2 separate regions of the Mus musculus genome follow, and region 2 is linked to region 1. Evidence: chromatin contacts called from ENCODE Hi-C or POLR2A ChIA-PET data. All regions are on one chromosome and are shown on one strand. The core of a region is the stretch at or near the end of the contact, and the rest is flanking DNA. Distances in the headings are between cores, read along the strand shown. Region 1 holds the start of Cd274 (CD274 antigen). Region 2 overlaps Pdcd1lg2 (programmed cell death 1 ligand 2).

Region 1 (5,439 bases), core at 1,388-3,887:
GCCTTACCCTTGAGATGGTTGCTTGGTCTTCATCGTCAGCTAAGCAGACTGGGAGCAGCAAGGAGGTTTATCTCCCTGAAATGAGTAGGCCAGGTGGGGTATGAACAGGAAACAGCAAGATTAGAAATGACATTAGAGATTTGTTCCACTCTTCAGTCTTGGCTAGCCGCTGTTTTTCTCTTGTCTGACCGTTTCTCTATTCATTTTGTCCAAATCACAAAAACTCATATCATTTTCAGGGATACTTATCTCCTTGCCTAGGCTATTTTGGCTTATGTGTATTTTTGAGATGGTGATTTTATACACACACACACACACACACACACACACACACACACACACACACATATATACATGTATACATGTATGTGTGTGTGTATAAAAGTCACATCCTCACTTTCTATTTCTGGAGGATACCAAAACTTCATTAAGGGGGCATGGACAACTTCATGGGAGAATAAATGTCGGAGGAGTAGAAACAGGTGGAGGAGTGGGGGTGGGGCGACTCTTCAGATTACTCATATGCAAATCAGCGAAAGCAGCAGGCCCCAGTTCCCATGGAGAGCTTCAGAGAGACCAGGTTCAGTCACCCCTTGCCTTCTCTGTGGAGAATTTATGTAGACTGTAAGCAATGCTTTAACAAAACAAACAAAACCAAACCACCTCACCTCTTCTAGCTTTAGAAGGAATTCACATATCATAGAGACTACTAAGGGGGTGTGGCTTAATCCTCACCTCTCAGATCCTTATGGAACCAAGGGAACTCAGCTAAGGAGTGGGTCTCTAAAGTGAATTTTTTACAGATCTGAATAGTCACAACCATACTAACATATCATAAAGCTTGGCCAGGCGTGGTGGCGCACACCTTTAATCCCAGCACTGGGGAGGCAGAGGCAGGCGGATTTCTGAGTTCGAGGCCAGCCTGGTCTACAGAGTTCCAGGACACAGAGAAACCCTGTCTCGAAAAACCAAAAACAAACAAACAAACAAACAAACACAAACCTATTAACTAGAAATATGTTTTGTCTGTGCACGTGTATATACACACACATATGTTTAGACTGAATTTCCACATATAAAGTCTATATTTTATTTTCAGTCAGCCAACTAATGTTATCTCTAACTTTAATTGCTTTATTCTATTATTGGGGTTCAAAAGACATTTGGAAGAGGGACTATCTCAGCTGAGGCTCTGGTCTTATTCCAATTTTATTGTTGCTGTTTAGAGTGCCACATTCTCTATAGATCCTTTAGGCAGCATCAACCCCAATGACTTCCAAGTTAAAAATGGAGATGCTTTGAGAATGTGAAAATCTCATTACAACTAAGCCAGCGGACACCCCAGTATTCACCCAGTGCACTACTTTGGAATAGTAGTTTTAGTAAGTAAGTGGGGGAAAGCAGAGAATGAAGAAGGCCCTTGAAGTCCAACAGTGAAATGTTTAAAGATGACAGTGCTCTGTGGAGTTCCCAAGGTTTTGTCTTGGAAAAAGTCCACACTTCCAGTTCGCAGAAAGTCTTTCTCAACATCATTTAGAATAGACTTCCCCCACCTGGATCCCGAGACTGGCCGTGATCCACAGCGTTCACAAAGGGCACGGTTCGAGATGGGAAGTTCTTGAACGGCAAGACAACTGGTTTCATTATGTCGAGGAACTTTGAGGAAGTCACCAAATCCACGATTTAAAAATATATTTCCTATTATACAGACACACCTACTTTCTAGAATTAAAACTGAGTCATTTGCTTGATATTAACTCTATAGGTTGTATAACTCTATATGTAAAGTCATGTCAAGACTGTCACGTATCCACGTATCCAGAAAGGGCTTGAAAGAGATGGGGAATCGGATGGTAATTTGAAGTGTCTGGATTCTGAAGATAAAATTTAAGTCAGAGATCTTATGACTTCAGATATTTTGCTTCTAAAGCGCTCACTGCTCAAGCCTGAAGATTTGAAATTCGGGTCCTCATTACCCATAATAAATGCAGTGATGGCCCATTTCTGAGACCCTAGCCCTGGCAGCAGGGGCGCGGATGGGGATCCCTGGACCACGCTGGCCGGCTAGTTTGGCCAGCTGCGAGCCCGAGGTTAGGTAAGAGAGACCCTCTTTCAAAAATCAAGGTGGGAGCTGTAGAGGAAGGCAACCTATGTGGATCTCCAAGCACACGCTCCCCCCCACCCCCACCCCCGACCTCAGGTTCCACTCCCACCCAAAATAGAGCTGAGTTGTTTACTCTGGACTGTTTCTTTGAGGGAACCTGATTTACAAGAAAGCTAATGCAGGTTTCACTTTCACTTTTAGTTTCGTTTTTAAATAGTGTTTGTTTGTTTTTGTTTTTATCGACAGCCTCTCAGTAGCAGCCCGGTTGTCTTGGAGCTCTCTCTATAGACCAGAGACTCACCTGCCACTGGCTCCTGAGTACTGGAATTAAGGCGTGTGTCACCGCACCGAAGCCTAGTTTCGTTTTTTCTTAAACTGTGAATATCCCAAAGCTGACTCTAAAGTCATCCGCAGGAAATACTATGAGATAAACTCATGCTCAAAGGGACTGGGTGGCTTCGGTTTCACAGACAGCGGAGGTTGGACAAGGCTTCCGCGGAGTGGGCGGGGCTCTGAACTCGAGATAAGACCAGGAAATCGTGGTCCCCAAGCCTCATGCCAGGCTGCACTTGCACGTCGCGGGCCAGTCTCCTCGCCTGCAGGTAAGGGAGCATCTTCTCGCGGAATCCGCTTGCAGGGCACTTTAAAGAGCCAGAATCCCTAGACCTTTTTAGGACGGAGAAGGGAACCGGTTTCCTGGGAAAGTTAAGAACTCAGAATCCGCAGTTTTGTGTGTTTATGGATCTTGTGGGTAGGTAGCTGGGTCAGAAGAGATGAATTAATTGGTCCTAGCGCGACTTGACTGTTTGCTAGCAATGACTGGGTCTTTCCACTTGAAGCATCTCCGGAGGTCCCTTCCTCTGTCGAGGTCTAGGATGCTGGAGCTTAAGATTTTCATTCTATCTGCCCAGAGAACCTAAAGGATTTTTGGAAGAAAATGTCCCAAACAGTTCTTAGATACAGTGACCTAGGCTATGTTAAAGTTTAGGTTGGGGTTGTCATAAGAGGTGAAAGTACAATATTCTATCTTTTTTTAAAAATAAATTATTACAGGTGCTTTCCTATGAATTACTTAGCCAGTTTTTTTTTAATTGCTATATTCCATTGTGCTGGGTTATTAAAGGGCATCACTCTCCCACTGAGGAATGCACAGGTTAGTAATAGTGCCTTACTAGCTCAGTCATCCACTGACCATCTGTGTATGTGACTGTCTGGAATATGGCTAGGTATTTCATTTAGATAAACTCTTATATGTATAAGTACTTCATTATGTTTGAGTGTCTGAAAGGCCTTTGTGTAGAAAAAAAAAAAACAACAACCTGAGAATACATTCCAGAAAGTATCCGCAGCTGATGATGATAGTGACCAAGCGGTGTTTAAGGAGAACTTTATACAGGGAAAATATTCACCTTTCCCAGCTGAGCATCATAGATAGGAAGACATGATAGTGGTTATATGCTGCTCTAAGGAGGGATGGAGAAGGGATGGATTTGAGCACAGGGTTCAGGATCATTTGATAGAATTTGAAAACTGGGTAAATTTTCACTCTTTTGAGAAAGGAAGTTTGCATCTGCTTCCCCTCCCCGCCCCAGGCACTCTTCCCCCCCCCATCCCCCCCCGTGCCCCCCCCCCCCATGGGAAGATAAAGAAGTGGCGTTCCAAGATCTTCATCTGGACTTCCCCTGGGACAAACCTATTTCCCCATCTTGAATGAGCGTCACTTCTTTACTTTAAACTCTGTTCTGTGAAAGGCTCTCAGCTCTTGTCTGGGAATTTGTGAAAGGTTACAGTTTCTTGCCGGAGGGAGGGAGAAGGTGACCCTGGACTCTTAGCCCATGTAAGAGGTGCAGGTTTAGAGGTCAAAGGCCATGCTGATTTACATGGTCCCTGAATTTCCCCTTTTGATCTACTGCTCACACCTGCACCCTGAGAGCCAGGGAGGGGAGGATATGATACTGAAGAAGGTGACTATCAGACCCAACCCATCACCTTTCAGACTTTATACTAAGCTTTAAAGCAGACTCATAAGCAATAGATAACTGTTCCAACTGAGTCTGCCATCAACGTAGGAAAAATTAGGTACAGTCTTCAGTGGATATCATGTACCTCATTGTGACTGTCTAGTACTCGGCTTGGCCATTTCTCCCAGGGCCTCATTGCAACAGTCACTGTGTCCTCACAGGCCTGGATGTCATCCTGCCTCATCTGCTTGGGCAGATGAACTGGAGAGATATGATTAATAATGAGTCATTTGATTTTGCTCTTTTTGTAAATGTCCTTGGTTTGGTTTGGTTTGTTTATTTTTTGTTTTGTTGTTGTTGTTTGTTTTTATTTTCATGCTCTTGTTGTTGTTTGAGACAGAGTCTCACTATGTAGCCCAGGCTAGCCTCTTCCCCCAGTCTCTCAGATGCTGTTGCATCTGCCCTTTTCTAACATCAATGATTCATAATAATCAGCAAGAAGGCTATGACCTTAACAGTCAAAATAAGTAATCAGGTAATTATTGAGAGCTAAATATTTATTTAAACAAATCAAGTTGCATTTTTCAAGAATTGAATGGGGGGATCTAAAAAGTAATGTTTGTGCTGCACAAAGATGTAGTGGTATCAGTTGCCATAGTCTTTCTCCCTAGATCCGCAGATCTCCTTAGGGAAATCTATAATTCAAGCCTAAACTTGGACCTGGTACACAACTGGTACTCGCCCAAACATTGGCCAAGCACACACATATTTGTGACTCTGAAAAAAGGGACAACACATAACAGCAAAGGCGCTCCGTGTTAGGGGCCTGTTAAATACAAGACTTGGGGAAATTATGCCATAATCTTACATTTTAAAAATGGCTATTACATGTGTGAGACAACGGGGGCTGGAGAGATACCTCAGAGGTACTAGGCACACATATGGCAAGCAGATGTACAAGCAGGCAAAACATTCTTAAAAAACAAAAACAAAACCCCAAAACAGATTTCTTTCTATATTATTTATATGGGGTTCTGCCTGCGTGTACACCTGAAGGGCAGAGGAGAGCACCAGGTCTCATAGGTGGTTGGTTGTAAGCTACCATATGGTTGCTAGGAATTAAACTCAGGACTTTGGTAAGAGCAGCCAGTGCTCTTAACCTCTGAGCCATCCCTCCAGTCCCAGACAAAACACTCTTACACATAAAATAAATCAATCTTTAAAAGTGTAGAGGAAAATGGCTGAACAGAAACTATTGACAGACATGCTGAGAGTGGTCACCGTTTCTCCAGCTTGGCACTGGTGGTGCTGTAGGCCATCTCAGTGTCTGTCACCTTGGGGCGGGGCGGGGGGCGGGAGGGGGGGAAGGCGGCA
Region 2 (5,260 bases), core at 2,728-5,227, 52 kb after region 1:
ACACACATACTGACACACACACACACTGGCACACACACATACACTGACACACACACACACTGACACACATACTGACACACACACACACTGACACACACACACACACTGACACACATACTGACACACACACACACACACACACACTGACACACACACACACATACTGACACACACACATACACTGACACACACACACAATGACACACACACTGACACACACACTTATACACACTTACACACACACACTTTTCACACTGTTTTGGCATTTTAACTGTTTTGGGATGAAGGGCACTGCAACCTCATTATCCCTCTGCCTGGCACTAAGCACATTGTTGTTTGAATTTGAATTTCAGAAACCACTTTGTCTGTTGGCACTGCCCCTTCAGCTTTCCCATGCCTTTGCATTTCTGAGGCTTTTTATCTGAGCCTCTCAGGTGCCTACTCAAAGAACTTTCAGGTCAAATGTCTCAGAGCTATAAAAGCCACTTTAAGTCCCCCATCCCTAGGAAGTCTCCATATCTGTAGTCAGTTCACATGATGCTGGCTCTCTTAACACTCATGTTACACCAGCTTCTACCTGAGTGGGGTTTTTGACCTTCTAACTTATTATAATGTCTTTAGCTTGCACGGGTCTTTTCCTAAGTGGATCCTCTTACAAGTTCTCCACAGTCTGATAGAAAGACTCAAAAAAGCCAGTATGTATATTGGAGGAGCTTGGTGTTTATGGGATGGACAGTTGAGATGTAGTTTGAACTTAAGTATTCCATCCCATTAATAGAGATGAATACAAATTTAATAAGTTGTCTGTTGTAATAATATAATATCTGTCACCACAGATGATGGGCAGATATAAAGTCATGCAATTTCTAAACCTAAGACTGTCTGTTACCTCAGAAGTGATAATGGCAGTCAATGTGAAGAATAATTGATCATTTACAATGTATCATCCAAGCACCCACAAGCACTTCTGTACACTTGGTGAGGTTTGACCAAGACATGCAGGTGTTAGTGTGCTAGCGAACCTGATGATTTCTCGTAGCCACCTAATCACCATAGACTTAAGAAAAAATGAACACACAGCAAGAATAGATGGTAGGTCACTGACTTATAAAAAACATGTGGATTTTAGAAAGAATACTAAAAAGAAGGACTAGTCATCTGAACACTTCTCTTGTCTGTGTATAACAGTATTCGTGCAGCTGAAGGACTGGATGCTCTGAAATTATGAATTTATTCATTTTGGCTATATATTCACTCCATACACCCCCAAACTCTCCATCACTCCATACATCCCAGACTCCCCATCACTCCATACATCCTCCAGACTCCCCATCACTCCATACACCCCAGACTCCCCATCACTCCATACATCCCAGACTCCCCAGACCCTGCTTGCCTAGCTACAAAGCAGTCTGTTCTTCCTTCTATTCACTGTACTTGACTTTTGCTTTCCTAACTATAAGGGCTCTAAGTACATATTCGTTTAGAGGAAAAAAAATTGGTTCTCACTAAGAACTCCAAGGACAAAGGTCATATTTGCATTGCAAAGAGTTTTGAGACAAGTTTATGATGGAGGAGCTTAAGGTATCTGTGCTGGCAAGCTTGCAAGCATTGAAAAGGAATCACTCTCCACCAATGGAAACTCTTGCTTCCAAGTGGGCCTTTGTCTTAAGTAAGTCTTAGGATAATGATTGTCTACTTTGTGACTAGCTCATCCTGTTGTGGCCTTAACTTATAGGAAGTTCTTTCTCAAGTTTCTTTTTATCTAAAAGAAAAGGAATCCAACGGGGAGCCAGACTCATGGGTAAAAAATTGTGCGTGTCATTTATTATCTATCTAACAAACTTCTGAGACCTTACATGCCAGTAATGAGCTGTAAGTGATCATTATAGGTGACTAGGATACACTCAGGATACAGGAAACCACATAAGGCAACTAGAAAAGGGTTGTAATGAATGTAAAAGAGTTTAAGGCTTTTAACAAGACATATATGATGCCATACTAATCTTTAAAAACTTACAAAGAAACTGAGGTAAAGTTAACTTACAAAGAAACTGAGATAAAGTTAAAAAAATTTATTTTTACAAAGTAAAATGAGATTAGATTTTCGCAACCACCATGAGTTCCTGTTCATGGAAAGGGCATGGGTCATTATGTGACCGAGAGGTAAGAGAGACCAGGGCAGGAAAAGCATTTAAAGGCTGTCCTAAGAAAAACTTGACTTGAAAACAATAGCACTTGTGTTTTAAAATAATTACCCTGGCTGCTGTATTGGGAATCAAATGTCAGATAATGAGATTAGGTAGGGTCTTGGAATCCTACTATCAGAAAGGTGCAGAAATCACCACAGGAGATGATAATGTCCCAGATGGTACGGAATCTCTGGGGTGGTGAGAAGTGATTAGGCTCTGAAGATCAGTGAAGAGACAGCCTATAGGACTAGCTGATGAATCAGACGCAGGGTGAGAGAAGAGTGAAGAATGGTTCCAGGATTGATGCTCTCTGCCTCAACAAGGCTGGTGTAGAGGGAGCCACAAAGGGGGAGCCAGCAGTGAGGAAGATGCACTAGGGTAGAATGAGAAGCAATGAGAATCAGAATTATGGTGATGCCACAGGAAAGCAGAAGGGACAGGGACCATCTAAGATGCACAGTGGGCGTAGAAGCAAGAGGGTGGGAGGAAAGTATGGAATGACTCCTAATATTCTGGCATGTGGTGGTGGTGGTGGTAGTAGTAGTAGAGTAGTAGTAGTAGTAGTAGTAGTAGTAGTAGTAGTAGTAGTAGTAGTAGTAGTAGTAGTAGTAGAGTAGTAGTAGGAGGAGGAGGAGGAGGAGTAGGAGGAGGAGGAGGAGGAGGAGGAGGAGGAGGAGGAAGAGAAGGAGGAGGAGGAGAGGAAATAAAGCACAAAGCTTTTCTAAGCTGTCTGATGTGTTAGAGGCTAATACATTTGTAACCTCAGATTTTGATTGCTTATGTGTCTGGGTTTAGAGTGTGCATTCTTACCCATTGCACAGACTAGTAGGACAGGCATTTGCAGGCTGGAAAGTACCTTTAGAACAGAGTCTGCCCCTTAGTGTTCCAAGAAGGCAGTGCTCCAGGAAAGTCCCCTTGGGTGGCTAAAGAAGAAAGGGAAGCTGAGCCAGTGGTGAGTGGCCCAGGAGCCTATTCATCACTAGAACTCTGGCTCTTGTCACCCTGTCACTGTCCAAAAGTGAGAACGTTGGCAAGTGCCAACTACTGTGCGTGAAGACAATAACTTTTCAAGTTATGCATTTTGTAAGGAAGACTTACATGGTCCAGACATGTTGCAATCAGTACCTCAGGTCTGTTGCTTCCCACTTTGTTCTTCCCATCTCTCATCCCTGATGCCATGCAGGCTGTGGCCTACGTGACCATTAAGCAGGTCCAATCTCTACCTCCAGCTTTATACTGTCTGCCCTTCCACATCTTGAGGAACTTCTCTGGGCACTCTAGCAGGCATTTCAGATCTAATGGATGTTCCTAGCCCTCTAGTGTCCTAATGACTCCATCCCTAAGCCCAGGAGGTCTGTATTTCCTTTTAATTACCTATACTGTCAGCAATGTCCTACAGGTGTTTTTTTGTTTTTTTTTTGTTTTTGTTGTTGTTTTGTTTTGTTTTCAAAAACATAGCTCTAAGAAAATGGGCTAGTCTATAACAGATCAGGCTTTATTGCTCACACACTTCGCTGGGTTCTCTCCTCAACCTTATCTGAAATACCGGATGTGGCTGACATCCTGTAGTTCAGTAAGTGGAGACTGAAGAGCCTAGAAATGTTAAGAGAGAATCTCTTCCTTCAAAAGAAACAAGCAAACAGACGGGAGTGGGCAGATGGTGAGGCAAGTGCCACCAACAGGCAGTGAGCGCTCAGCAAACATCACCTTCTGACCTTACTTGGTTACTCTGTTTAGCTTTGTAAAATGTGAAGGGGTTGGACAAAGTTTAAAAGACTCGGTTCTCCCTTTCACAGCGGTAACAATTGGCAACAAAGTTCTGGCTGGCTCGGCTTGCCTCTCACATCCACAGGTCTGACTGGCAGGAAAGAGAAAGAACGTCCTGCTGGTGAGCGAAGAAGCTGGATTTGGAAAGTGGTGAGACCTGGAGTAAAATCCAAGGTCACCCTCTGTGTCCTGCAGGCTGCAGCGTGTCCTATAATCAGAGTGCCTTTTTTTTTCAAATTATTTTAATTATTAGAATGTGTAACTATTAGAATGTAAAGCTTTTAAGTATGCAAATAAAAAGTTTAAAACCTTGGTATGGTGAGATAGCCTAGTGAGTCTAGATTCTTATTGAGCCAGCCTGGTGACCTAAGATCTATTCCTAAACCTCACACAACATGAAAGGAGAGCACCAACTTCATAAAGCTAGCTTCCAGATGCATACCATGGCACTTGCTCCTACACATGGCTTTGTTGCCAATAATAATAATTTTTTTTAATATTTCAGAATCTGAAAAAGAAAAGAAAACTGAAAGACTGCTTTTAGAGTTTGAAAGACAACATTGTTGAGATAATTATGGAACTGCTGAGTCAATGTAATTCCTAGCAAAGCACACCAGTTCCTTTTGTGCAGAATAGACAAGTCTACCCTAAAATTCATACAGAAACTCAAGAGAGAGAAATTCAAGGGAAAGGAGGAGGAAGGGCCAGAGGGAGGGGGAGAGAGAGGACTTCAGAAGGAACAAAGCTGACGGCCTTACTTCCTAATTTCAAACTTTTCACAAAGCTACAGTAAACGGCACTATGTGATGGGGGCAGAGAACAGACACAGACCTGAGCAACATGGATGCAAAGTCCAGGAATACACCCCACGTTTATCATCCAGGATGCTGGGATAATTCTACAGAGAAAGGACAGTTTAGTTTTTTAAAATAAATTTATTGGAGTATGTGCAAAAGAACCTTGCTCATACACAAAAATGAACTCAAAACAGATTAGAGACCCAGATATGAACAGAACAGACTTAGTTCTTATGAGAAAATGTTAGCAAGTAATAAACACATTTGGCTTATTATACAATGCAATATCTTCCCATTATGAAAGGAATAAAGTATTGATGTGTGCTGCACAACAGATAAACCTTACATCATGCTCAGTGCAAGAAGCAAGCCACAAAAGGTCAAGGGCTACTCAATGTCATTTCTATGAAATGTCAACACAAGCAGTTGACCAACACAGATGGACACCTGCCAGGATTCTGGAAAAAGGAAGGGGAAATGGGACTATTTCTGAGTGAATATGGT

The links. A loop is a pair of places that touch in the nucleus more often than their neighbours do. ChIA-PET counts read pairs that join two places held with the same protein, here RNA polymerase II (POLR2A).
Region 2: a loop to region 1 is called in a map of v-Abl transformed pro-B cells, with 2.9 times the contacts of the local background. The contact joins the enhancer-like site here to the promoter of Cd274 in region 1. A Hi-C loop is called at or near these places in 4 of 37 maps with a recorded cell type or tissue (CH12.LX, heart and v-Abl transformed pro-B cells). POLR2A ChIA-PET finds 5 or more read pairs at or near these places in 1 of 5 experiments (Patski).

What each region holds. Positions count from the first base shown.
Region 1 is chr19:29,364,801-29,370,239 of GRCm38, forward strand. It overlaps Cd274 (CD274 antigen), which reads left to right and starts at 2,638. Exons shown (of 7, transcript NM_021893.3): 1 at 2,638-2,706. It also overlaps a transcript of Plgrkt not described here.
Region 2 is chr19:29,414,983-29,420,242 of GRCm38, forward strand. All of the region lies in intron 1 of Pdcd1lg2 (programmed cell death 1 ligand 2), which reads left to right. Among named protein-coding and RNA genes, the nearest start is that of Pdcd1lg2, 6.7 kb to the left of the region's middle. Within about 2 kb of position 3,978, at least 1 of the 3 ENCODE cell types and tissues checked has a DNase peak (open chromatin) inside an H3K27ac peak, as active enhancers do.